Linked DNA regions of Homo sapiens: all the other regions are linked to region 3. A link is a contact called in ENCODE Hi-C or POLR2A ChIA-PET data. All regions are on one chromosome and are shown on one strand. Each heading gives the region's core, a stretch centred on a gene start or an enhancer-like site at or near the end of the contact. The rest is flanking DNA. Distances are from core to core; before and after follow the strand shown. Region 1 holds the start of ZBTB46 (zinc finger and BTB domain containing 46). Region 2 holds the start of PRPF6 (pre-mRNA processing factor 6). Region 3 holds the start of HELZ2 (helicase with zinc finger 2).

The links. A loop is a pair of places that touch in the nucleus more often than their neighbours do. ChIA-PET counts read pairs that join two places held with the same protein, here RNA polymerase II (POLR2A). Pooled maps may share reads with other maps.
Region 1: a loop to region 3 is called in a pooled map, with 2.2 times the contacts of the local background. The contact joins the promoter of ZBTB46 here to the promoter of HELZ2 in region 3. A Hi-C loop is called at or near these places in 2 of 50 pooled maps. POLR2A ChIA-PET finds 5 or more read pairs at or near these places in 2 of 52 experiments (A549 and AG04450).
Region 2: POLR2A ChIA-PET joins it to region 3 with 17 read pairs in PC-9. The contact joins the promoter of PRPF6 here to the promoter of HELZ2 in region 3. A Hi-C loop is called at or near these places in 7 of 168 maps with a recorded cell type or tissue (CD4-positive, alpha-beta T cell, CD8-positive, alpha-beta T cell, Caco-2 and 4 more), 4 of 37 single-sample maps with no recorded cell type and 12 of 50 pooled maps. POLR2A ChIA-PET finds 5 or more read pairs at or near these places in 5 of 52 experiments (BJ, PC-9, activated B cell and 2 more).

The regions. Positions count from the first base shown.
Region 1 is chr20:63,829,218-63,832,728 of GRCh38, forward strand. ZBTB46 (zinc finger and BTB domain containing 46) reads right to left here and starts at 2,047. Exons shown (of 5, transcript NM_001369741.1): 1 at 1,880-2,047. RefSeq lists an enhancer at 1-482 and a silencer at 2,065-2,204.
Region 2 is chr20:63,979,617-63,982,827 of GRCh38, forward strand. PRPF6 (pre-mRNA processing factor 6) reads left to right here and starts at 1,516. Exons shown (of 21, transcript NM_012469.4): 1 at 1,516-1,700. The coding sequence starts at 1,630. It overlaps SAMD10 (sterile alpha motif domain containing 10), which reads right to left and starts at 26. Exons shown (of 5, transcript NM_080621.5): 1 at 1-26. RefSeq lists silencers at 1-140, 1,701-1,810 and an enhancer at 571-630.
Region 3 is chr20:63,572,302-63,575,507 of GRCh38, forward strand. HELZ2 (helicase with zinc finger 2) reads right to left here and starts at 1,938. Exons shown (of 20, transcript NM_001037335.2): 1 at 1,883-1,938; 2 at 1-920. The coding sequence starts at 84. RefSeq lists silencers at 1,283-1,342, 1,983-2,262 and an enhancer at 2,047-2,774.

The DNA.
Region 1 (3,511 bases), core at 797-3,296, 260 kb after region 3:
GGTAACAGTCCACCCAACCCGAACATCCGAAACAGGAGTGGAACTCAGGTCTGAGCACAGAACGACTCATCCTCACACAAAACAGCTAAACCCGAACAGAAATCACCTCATCTAAGCAAAAGAAAACTCTCACGTTCAGGATAATGCTGTCAGTGAGAGGCTTAATTAAATGCTTGTCCCCAGGCTGGCCTGAAGGCAAGGCGGAATTTCGGATTTCTAAACACCTCAAAGTGAGTGCATTCCACGCCCCAAGGAGAAATCTGACAGTAACTCCCCAGCCCTCTTCCTTCAGTTACGGAGAAGATGTCTAGCTTTTTAGGGGACACAGTAAGTTCCCACCTAAATTTGCAGTAACTTGTGCCCAAGTACTCCCCTCACTCCTCAGTCCTTTCTGCAGTGGTAACCAGGCTGAGGTGCCCAAAAGTGCCAGTTGGAAACACGTAAAACACACCGAGCAGAAAGGTTCTACTCTGATAAATACTGTCGCTTGCTTCATTATTCATGTGAAAAACCCCTTCTATACATTTCCTTTTGATGAACAAACTATTTTCCACTCTTGTAGAGTGAAATAGTGCCTTGCAGAGGCAGCGTGAGTGCCAGCAGCAGAGATGTATCCAGTCTGTTACCCAAACGGGAAGTTAGCTCTGATAATAGAGCCAATATGAAAGATTCTACAATCGATACAATTAAAATGCCCGTGAGTTCTCGGCGCACAGGTGTCTGCGCCCAGGCCGCGCGCTAAACACGTTTCTAATTAGCATTTCTTTAAACAATGCTGATCACAATCTTGCCACCGTAATCCACTCCAAATGCATCGTTGAGATTGCAGCACGGAAAGCGAGAGAGGAAATTCGCTGCGAATCTCAAACTTTCTTTTGTTTATATTTCTTCGCTGTCAGAAAATATCCGTTCTTCGCCCCATCTGGTCTGTACCCTGGCTCCTCGGTCCAGCCCTATTGTGTGTGCTTCGTTAAACCTACAAACAGTGAATCTGTCAGCGGGGCCAGGGGAACCCCAACTAGCAGGAGCCCTCCCTCTGGCGCAGAGAATTCCCCGTTTGCCTTAGGGATTGAGTTGTCAGACACCGGCTCGCGCTCCCCCGCGAAACTGACATGTCTATTTACAGAGAAACAAAGACGCGGCTCGCAGCGGACCCCGCTTCCTCCGCGCGCCCCGTCCGCCCCGCGCGCCCCGAGCCCTCCGCGCCCCGAGCCGCCCCGCCCCGAGGCCCCTGCGCCCCGGTTCGGCCGGCGATTAAGATGGAGACCAGGCCGGCGCCCGGCGTCCGGGGAGACAATGACCCCCCGGCCTCAGGGCGCCGGGACCCGCCCGCGCCCACCTCCCGCAGTTCCGACTCTTGGCAAACTCGGCGCGGGCGGCTCCGGGTGCGGCTGGGCTGTGCCGGCGGGGGGCGCGGGCGGGGGGCGCCAAGACGCCCCCGGGCTGCCTCGGGGCCAGGCGTTGACGCAGCAGAAATTACCAGCTGGAAAATTCCCCTCTCGGAGGTGCCGGGGAGGGAGCGCGGCGGCGGCGGGAGGTGCCGGGGGCCGAGGGGCCGGGGCAGCCCAGCCGCCTCCGCGCTCAGCCCCGCGGGGAACCCGCGCCGCCCCCGCGCGCCCCGCCCCGCGCCGCCGGCCTGGGGGGCACCCGCGGGGGCCGGGCCGGGGTCTCCGCCGCCGCCCCCGGAGCCCGCGCCGCAGCTGGGAGCGCCGATGGCCCCCGGGAGGGCGCCCCCGCGGGGCGGGGCGTGGCGGGGCGGCCGGCGGCGGGGGCGCGCCCGGGCTCGCAGCGGCCCCGGCTCCCGGCTCCCGGCTCCGGGCCCGGCCCCCGCCGCGATGCGCCCGCCCGGCCGCGCGGACAATGAGCCGGCGCCGCTTACCTGTGACCCCATGGGGCGCGGGCGAGGGCGGGCGCCGCGGCCGCCGGGCCGGCGCCGGTGATCGCCGCCGCCGCCGGGAGGGCGCTGCGTCCGGGCGGGTCCGAGCTGCGCGCTCGCCGGGGCTGCTCGGTCCGTCCGTCCGTCCGTCGGTCCGTCAGGCCGGCGCGCGCCCCCGCGCCCGCTCCAACCCCGCGGCCCCCGCCGCCCGCGCGCGCGCGCCCCGCCCGCGGACCCTGACCCCGCCCCCCGGCGCGCGCCCGGCCGCCGCTGATTGGCCCGCGCCGCGCCCCGGCCGCGGCCACCGCCCCGGGCCCCGCCCACGCCGGCCCGGCCGCCGGCCCCGCCCCTCGCTCGGCTCCCGGCGCCGCGCCGCGGGGTCGCAGGGGGCCGCGCCGGGGGTCCGTTCTCCCCCCCGCGGGCAGCCGGACAGCGGAAGTGCGGGCTGGAGCTCGCTGGGCATTGTGGGAAGCCCCCTCCCCTGGGCTGGCGGGGGGCTGGGGCGGCGCGGCGCGGGGGTCCCCCTGGCCCCCGCTGCGCCCTTGCCCCGCGAGCGCGGAGCAGCCTGGAAACACCCCACGGGAGCGGCGACCCCGGCGAGGGCACCCGCTCCCTTCCCGGGCCGCGCACCGGGCGCTGCCCACGCGCAGGTTCCTCGGGGGCGCGCGGGTGCCCAGGTCACCGGCCGTCCCCGCGCCTGACGCGCGGTTGCACTGCGCGCGTCTCGCAAACTTGGCGACTCCCCCAGCCCGGCCGGGCATCAACGCGGGCCGCTCGCGGTGCGGAAAAGGCGCCCCCAAGGAAGGCCGCCCGGGGTGCGGGGTCTGGAAGGGCCTGGGCACCGCGCGCGCCTACCCTCGGGGGCCTCGGCGCACCCGGAGATCGGCGCACCTCGGGCGCAGGCCTCGTGGGGGTGCCCGCCAGTGGGGCTCGCTTTTGGCTGACTAGGGGCACCGGCGGCCGCGCGTGGGTCCCTCCCGTCGTGTTGTCTGCGGGGGACGAATGGCTCCGGGAGGGGGCGGGAACCAGCGGCCCGGGCCTCGCCCCAGCCCGTGTGCAGCCCCGATCCGAACGGCCTGGGACGCGTCTCCACCACTCGGCGCCCGGACTCTGCGCGTCGCTTCTCGCCTCCGCCGTCCTCAGCCCTCGGGCGGGTAGAGTGGGAAGCGCGGCCCCGCATTCCTGGCCGGCCTGCGCAGGGGTAAAGGCCACCTCGCTTCCTCTCCCCGGGCGCGGCGGGAAGGGAGGTGAGCCTGTGGCCGGCAGCCGCGCGAGGGAGTCGAGCCCGGCCCGGCCAACCAATGGGGAGGCGCCCGGGCCGTCCAGCCTGCCTCCCTGCGGGCCCAGCGCAGCGGATTCCTCGGGAGGTGGGAGGCGGCGGCCCTATGGGTGCTTTCAAATCTGGATGTGTGAGGCGCATTCAGGAGCGGCAGTGGGAGGCGGCTGAGGGCTCTCCATGAGTGAGCAAAGGCGAAGCGAGGTGTGGCTGCCGGGACCAACGCCTGGGACACTCCCTTACTGCCGTCGCGGGCGCCTGGAAATGGCTGTGCGGACACCCCGTTCCCATCCCCTCGCCAAGGTCGCCGGGATGGCACTGCGGCCCAGGAAGCCCCGTCGCCGGCCTACCTCGCGCGG
Region 2 (3,211 bases), core at 266-2,765, 410 kb after region 3:
GAGGCACCTGCCGCCGAGCCCTGTGTGCCGGGCGCGCTCCGGGAGCTCCGAGGTGTGTCGGCGGCGCGCGGGCCTGCGTGCACCAAGGCTGTCCGCCAGGGCGAGGGGCGTCCGTGCGCCCCTGGGCACGGCTCCGCGGAGGAGAGTCCCCGTGAACCTGCCGGGCGTCCTCTGAGGTCGGGCCCCTCTGTGCGTGGGGGTGGGCTGAGGGGCATCTCACAGGGGTCTTCTACCTACCGGGGCCAGGACAAGGGGCAGGTCAACGCCTCCCACACACTTTCCTCGGTCTCCTACGTCTTTACTCGCCTTCAAATAGGCACCCGCTTCCCCGGAGAAACCAGCTTGACTCTTGCTTACCGCCCACCCCACTGTGAACATCAGGGTGGTTCTCCCTTCCCTCTGCAGCCCCAGAACCTGGCTCAGTGCCCGGGGGAGAGGGGGCGGTACAGTGCTCTGTAACTGAAAGGGGCTTGGCTTGCCTGGAGATGGGGCAGAGGGGAACTCCAAGGAGGCTGTAGCAGGCCGGAGCGGTGTGTTTGCTCCAGGACTCCAGTGAGAAGTGCTGAGATGGGGCTGGGCTAGGGAACTGTGGTTGCCTGGTGCAGCAGCAGGCCAGGCTTGCAACCAGCTATTCGGCTTGCTCTGCCCAGGAGCCTGGGTGCTCTCCCTGGGTGTATGTAGGGGCTCTGGAGGATGTCTTACAGCAGGAGGACCAGAGATGCACACAGACATGTAGAAATGCATGCACAGAGTACAGTCATGCACTTGCACCCAAAACACGAGCACACGTGACCTCTGTGCACACACCCCACTAATCACACACACAGAATTCACCCACATGCTTGACAGCCATGTTCATGTACTGACGTGTTCCCGACAGCTCAGCTGCGGTTATTTATTTCGTCAATTAGCTCTCCAGGAGCTAAGGATGTGGCCCTCACCAGAATGTCCAAGGCATGTTGGCGGGCGTGGGTGGGGTCTCTAGTCCCACTGGAGGGACAGATGCCTGAATGGGGGTTCAAGAATATGAGTGCTAAAAGCGTAGGGCAGCAGTGTGCGCACAGGACGCACACAGACAGGTGTGCCCATAACCAGTACACACAAGCTCTACACAACTGGACAGGGTACAGCTCTGCTCGGACAGGGCGCACCAGGGGCGAGGGCGGGCAGCTGGGCTGGTTCAGAGGGAGGGGGCCATGGGTTCAGAGGGAGGGGACCATGGGTCCCACTCTCACAGACAGGTCTCCGGACTGCATCAGAGCACTCGGGAAGCAGCAATGCCCCAGGCTGTTTTTAGCCCCCAGGGGCCAGTTAGGGTCCCAGTGCAAGCTCGACCTAGCTTCTTCCGCCTCTCCACGAGGAGGCGCTCCCGCGCACGCGCCTACCACGTTCCTGCCCCCTAGCCGCGGCCGGAAGTCGTCGAACCAGGACGTCGGGACTTCCGCCCAGGGAATCAAAAGTGGGCGGGGCGTGTGCGGACTGAGCGCTCTGCTTCCGGGGCGCGGGTGACGCGACGACGGCGACACTTTGCTACGGAGTGCATCGGACGTCGAAGCCTAGAGTCTCTGCGTCTTTCCCTCTTCCGCTGCCTCATTCCTTTCCTTCCTAGCCTTGGTCGTCGCCGCCACCATGAACAAGAAGAAGAAACCGTTCCTAGGGATGCCCGCGCCCCTCGGCTACGTGCCGGGGCTGGGCCGGGGGTGAGGCCTGGGGCGGCGCGCGAGGGGCGGGGACCCGGCTACAGGAGCGCAGTGCTTTGGGGCGTGTTTGGGGGCGGGGGTCTATGGCCGCGCAGTCTGAAAGACGCTTGGTGGATCGGCTTAATCCCTGCAGGAAGCAACGGGCTTTGGGGTCAGGACATACCTGTGTGTGCACCCTGCTTGCCGCCTAGATGTGACACATTGACTCTCAGCCCAGTGTTTTGGTCTGTAAGATGGGTAATGCTGTATACGGTCTGCAGTGAGGAGTAGAGGAATCTGACGTGTAGTGGAAACACGCGACCACCTTCCTCAGGTCGGGCTGACACTCCCCCCCCCCGCCCGCCCGCCCGCCCCGCCTTAAGCGTGCCTGGGTCCTCTATGCCTGCAACACAGATGACCACCGTGCGTTGCTGGATAAGTGAGCAGTCGTTATTATCCTATTTGGCTATTCATTTGATGAGGAACACTACTGGGTTTTTCTTGGTGGTGGTATTATATTGGAATCTGTGGGGCACACACAAGCTCACTAAGGAGGGTTTGCTATTACCATAAATAAGTACGTAAAGAGGACCAGATTTAGAACCCAGTGCTTAATGGAGAGTAGCATTGGAGCCAAGTTTAGTAAGAGAGCTGGACTTAGGGCTGTAGAAACGGTGACGATAGAAGAGAAACTGACATTCTGCGTGTGGGAGTTCAAAAAAAGTGAGGCAAGGAGGAAGCCCAGGGAACAGGAGGGAGTCCAGTGTGAGTGGAATGTACAGCGAATAGAATAGAGCTCAGGAGGTTGGAGGGGCCTTGAGCGTCAGGCTAGAGCTCCTGGAGACGTTAGAAAGATCATGACCCTTCAGAATTATTATTATTATTATTATTTTTTGAGACAAAGTCTTGTTCTGTCGCCCAAGCTGGAGTGCAATGGTGCGATCTCAGCTCCCTGCAATCTCTGCCCCCCGGGTTCAAGCAGTTCTCTGCCTCAGCCTCCTGAGTAGCTGGGATTATAGGTGCCCGCTACCACGCCCGGCTAATTTTTGTATTTTTAGTAGAGACAGGGTTTCACCATGTTGGCCAGGGGGGTCTTGAACTCCTGACCTCATGATCCACCCGCCTCCGTCTCCCAAAGTGCTGGGATTACAGGCGTGAGCCACCACGCCCGGCCCAGAATTTTTTACTCAGAGCTGTGTTTTGGGAAGAATCATCTGGCAGAGCATGGGTTGAAGTAGAGGAAGGCTAAAGGCAGGGAGAGGTAACTTGGTTTCCAGCTGTGATGGGAGTCATAGTCTGGGAAGGAGGGATTTTGAAAGTGGATTCATTAGTACTTGGGGACAGACAGGATGGGGAAAGTGGGAGAGGGAGGCAAAAATTACATCATGGTCCCGTGGCATCTGGGACAGCTGTTATCAGCTGAAACCCCCCAGAGCAGCTGTAAGGTGGGCACGGAAGAGCTCAGTGTGGGCCAAGTTGGGTTTAAGGGCCTGGTTGGATGTGGAGGGGGAGATGATCGAAGCCTTAGGGTG
Region 3 (3,206 bases), core at 688-3,187:
GCGCCCGTCGCCATCAGGGGCAGGGGGTGTGAGCAGGTCCCCCCGCTGGAGGCCACCCAGCTGCTCGGCCTCCCACACAGCCATCTCCACGGCGCTGTGTGCAAACTGGCAGCGGGACTCCCCACGCCAGCACGGCTGCCCACGCCCCACAAACCTGCAGTAGGCAGGAGGCTGGCCGGCCCGGGGCCGCGGCCTCACCACCACAAACTGTTGCTTGCGGCGGCCCTCGGCGCTCACGTGGGCCAGGAGGGAGGGGCAGGCTCCGTGCTCAGGGCACTGCCCCTGGGGGTCCACGCGACAGATGCATGGGGGACAGCGCCTGAAGCAGAGGGAGCAAAGCAGCTCGAAGCGGCCGCCAAACTCCGTAAGGATGGCGTCGGCCGCCCGGCCTGCCCCTCCCTGGGCCCCGCTGCCCTGCACCTCCGCCTTCAGCCATAGGCGCTGGAGGTTGTGCTGACGCTCGAAGGTCCAGACCAGGGCCTCCTCGCGACTGCGGGCAAAGGTGCACCGGTTTCGGTGGCGCCGGCAGCCGAGCCCAGGGCTGTAGTAGTGGCAGACTTGGTAGCACAGGGGCCTTGGGAAGGTGGGCCGGCAGCCCACCACGCGCCAGACCTTGCTCTTGGTGGCCTGCTTAAAGCGGGCCAGCAGGATCTCGCGGGAGCAGTCATGCTCCACCCTACGGAGGACGTAGGTGCTTTCATTGAGCCGCTGGGTGCAGCGGGAGCAGCCCAGACACAGGTCCACCAGGGCACACAGCCGGGCCAGGGACGGCCCTCTGGTGGCCGCGGGGCTGTTGGGCAGCAGGGTGGACCCTGGAGGCGCCACCTCGAACACCAGCTTGGCTCTCCAGGGAGGCGTCTGAGGCTCCTGAGCTCACGGGTCCACGCAGTCCACTGGAACTGTTGGCCACGGTTCGAAGCCTGCGACAGAAGGAGCAGGTGAGACTGAGGCCAGAGGACATCTGGTCCAGGCCCAGCTCAGAAGCACGGCCTCTCCACCAGGCAAGGAGCTGGGGATCTGCCTATCCTGATGCCCAAGCAGAGGCCTCTCCACCAAGCAAGGAGTTGGGACTCTCCCCACCCTGACGCCCAAGTGGAGGCCTTGGCAGTAGCTGTGTCCTGTCAGGGAGTACAGGGCTCACTGACCCGGACACAGCCAGACCCTCCCTCCTGAAGGGTCTCAGGCCCCACCTAGAAGGAGCCAAGGTGACTGCTTGTGGAGCCCTGGAGGGGGCAGAGCCCTTGGCACAGTGCCGCCCCCAGGAGGCCGCACCCCTCTGCCCCAGCCAGGGGTCCTGTGCACCCCAGGGCCTCAGGCTCCTGACTCTTCTAAGGACACAGCACCTCCTTTTCTATTGAATGACCACTGGCCCCCAGGAAAAGAGGACTCCACATCTGCACCTGGGGAGGGGCCTCACGGAGAGGAGGGTACAGTGCCCACCAGAGCTCAGGGTGCCAGGAAGAGATGGGTCCCCGGGTCCCCACCGCAGCTGGGATGCTACAAGAAGAGTAAGTTTAAAAGCAACAGACTGGAGGCAGACTTCAGTATGAGAACCCGGCACTCCCCGCGGACCCCTCTGAGAAAACATCCGAGTCTGCCATCCAGAAAGGACGGGAGCCGAGACCCCAAAATCCTGCGCTCCAGTGGGTGCAGAGACCACAGCGCTGGGTCTTGCTGCGGAGGGTGCTGGTCCTGGACGGGCTGCACTGCCCCGGGCTGGGTCTGTGGCTCCCGGGACTCCGCGCCCCCGGCTGCACTCACCCTCCCGGACCCCCCCCTCCGCCCCCGGCCCCGCCACCCTGGGACCCCCGCGCTCACCCTCCTGGAGCCGCCCCTGGACCCCCGCGCCCCCGCCCCTCCGCCCTGGGACCCCCGCGCTCACCCTCCTGGAGCTGCCTGCCCTGCCGAGCCTGCCCAGGAGCTCTCAGTTTCGATTCTGGCCCGGGCACTGACGCTGATCGCGGAAATTACCTCACCGCCCCCCGCCCCGCCCCGCCCTGCCCCGCCTCCAGCGACAGCTCGGCCCCCGCTGCGAGGGAACCTCGGGAAGCGCCAGCGAGCAGAGGACGCCCCTCCCTGAAGGGCCAGCGCCGTCGAAGGCGGAGGCGGCTGGGGGTGGGGGTCCTTTCCCGCACCCCTCCAGGGCCCCACGCCCCGTCCAGCCCTTCACACACCAGAGACGCCCCGATGATGTGCCAGGCGGAAGGGGTGAGACCCTGCCCGGCCCTGGACGGCAGGATGGTCTGGTGACTCCACCATCAGCCCCTGGAGAAATCCAGGCACAGCTGACCTGGAAGCCTGGGTCCCCTGACAGGCAGGACCTGCCCGTGGCCCTGGTGCTGCTGGGACCCCAAGTCCCTTCTGTCACCAACCAGGATATGGCAGGAATGGCTAAGTGGCCGCCGGGTCCCAGAGTCAGCACGCCTGGCTCTTGGCTCTCTGGACTGGCTCTGGGCCCTCAGCAGCCCTGTGGGGAGGCCCCATAGAGGAGCTGAGGCCTCCAGCCCACTTGCAGCTCGAGTCCCAGCCCCAGCCTTACTGCCATCTCAGGGAGACCCCAGGCCTAACCCTCCCACCTAGACCACGCCCAGCTGTTAGATGTCTATGTTTAAAATAAACGTCCCATTAGCCAGGGGTGGGGGCGGGCGCCTGTAGTCCCAGTTACTCGGGAGGCTGAGGCAGAAGCATTGCTTGAACCAAGGAAGTGGAGGTTGCAGTGCGCCAAGATTGCGCCACTGCACTCCAGCCTGGGCAACAGAGCAAGACTCCATCTCAAAACAAATAAATAAATAAAATAAACATCTGTGTTGTTTTAAGCCCCTGAGCTTTGGGGCGATCTGTTCTGCAGCAGTAGATAACGGACAGTGATGCTGCCCCTGAAACAAGGAAGCAAGGCTGCCACCCAAGGCCAGCACCTCGTGGGGAGGGCCAGGCTGGGGGCTCACAGCGACCTCGGGAGGTCGGCTGGGTGGGCCGTCAACCACCAGGGAGCCTCTCCGCAGACCAATCACGTTGGAGCTCCTGGGAGAGGGCAGGCCCTCGACAATAGCAGCCCCAGGGGCCGGGCGCTGAGCAGGGTCCATGTGCGTGGAACGCTGGGAGAATTTGTGTGGAACGCTGTGTTCCTGGATGGAGAGGCTCAACACCACACAAAGACGTGAGTTCCTCCTAAACTAACCTGCAGTCGCATGGTGGACACACTGACT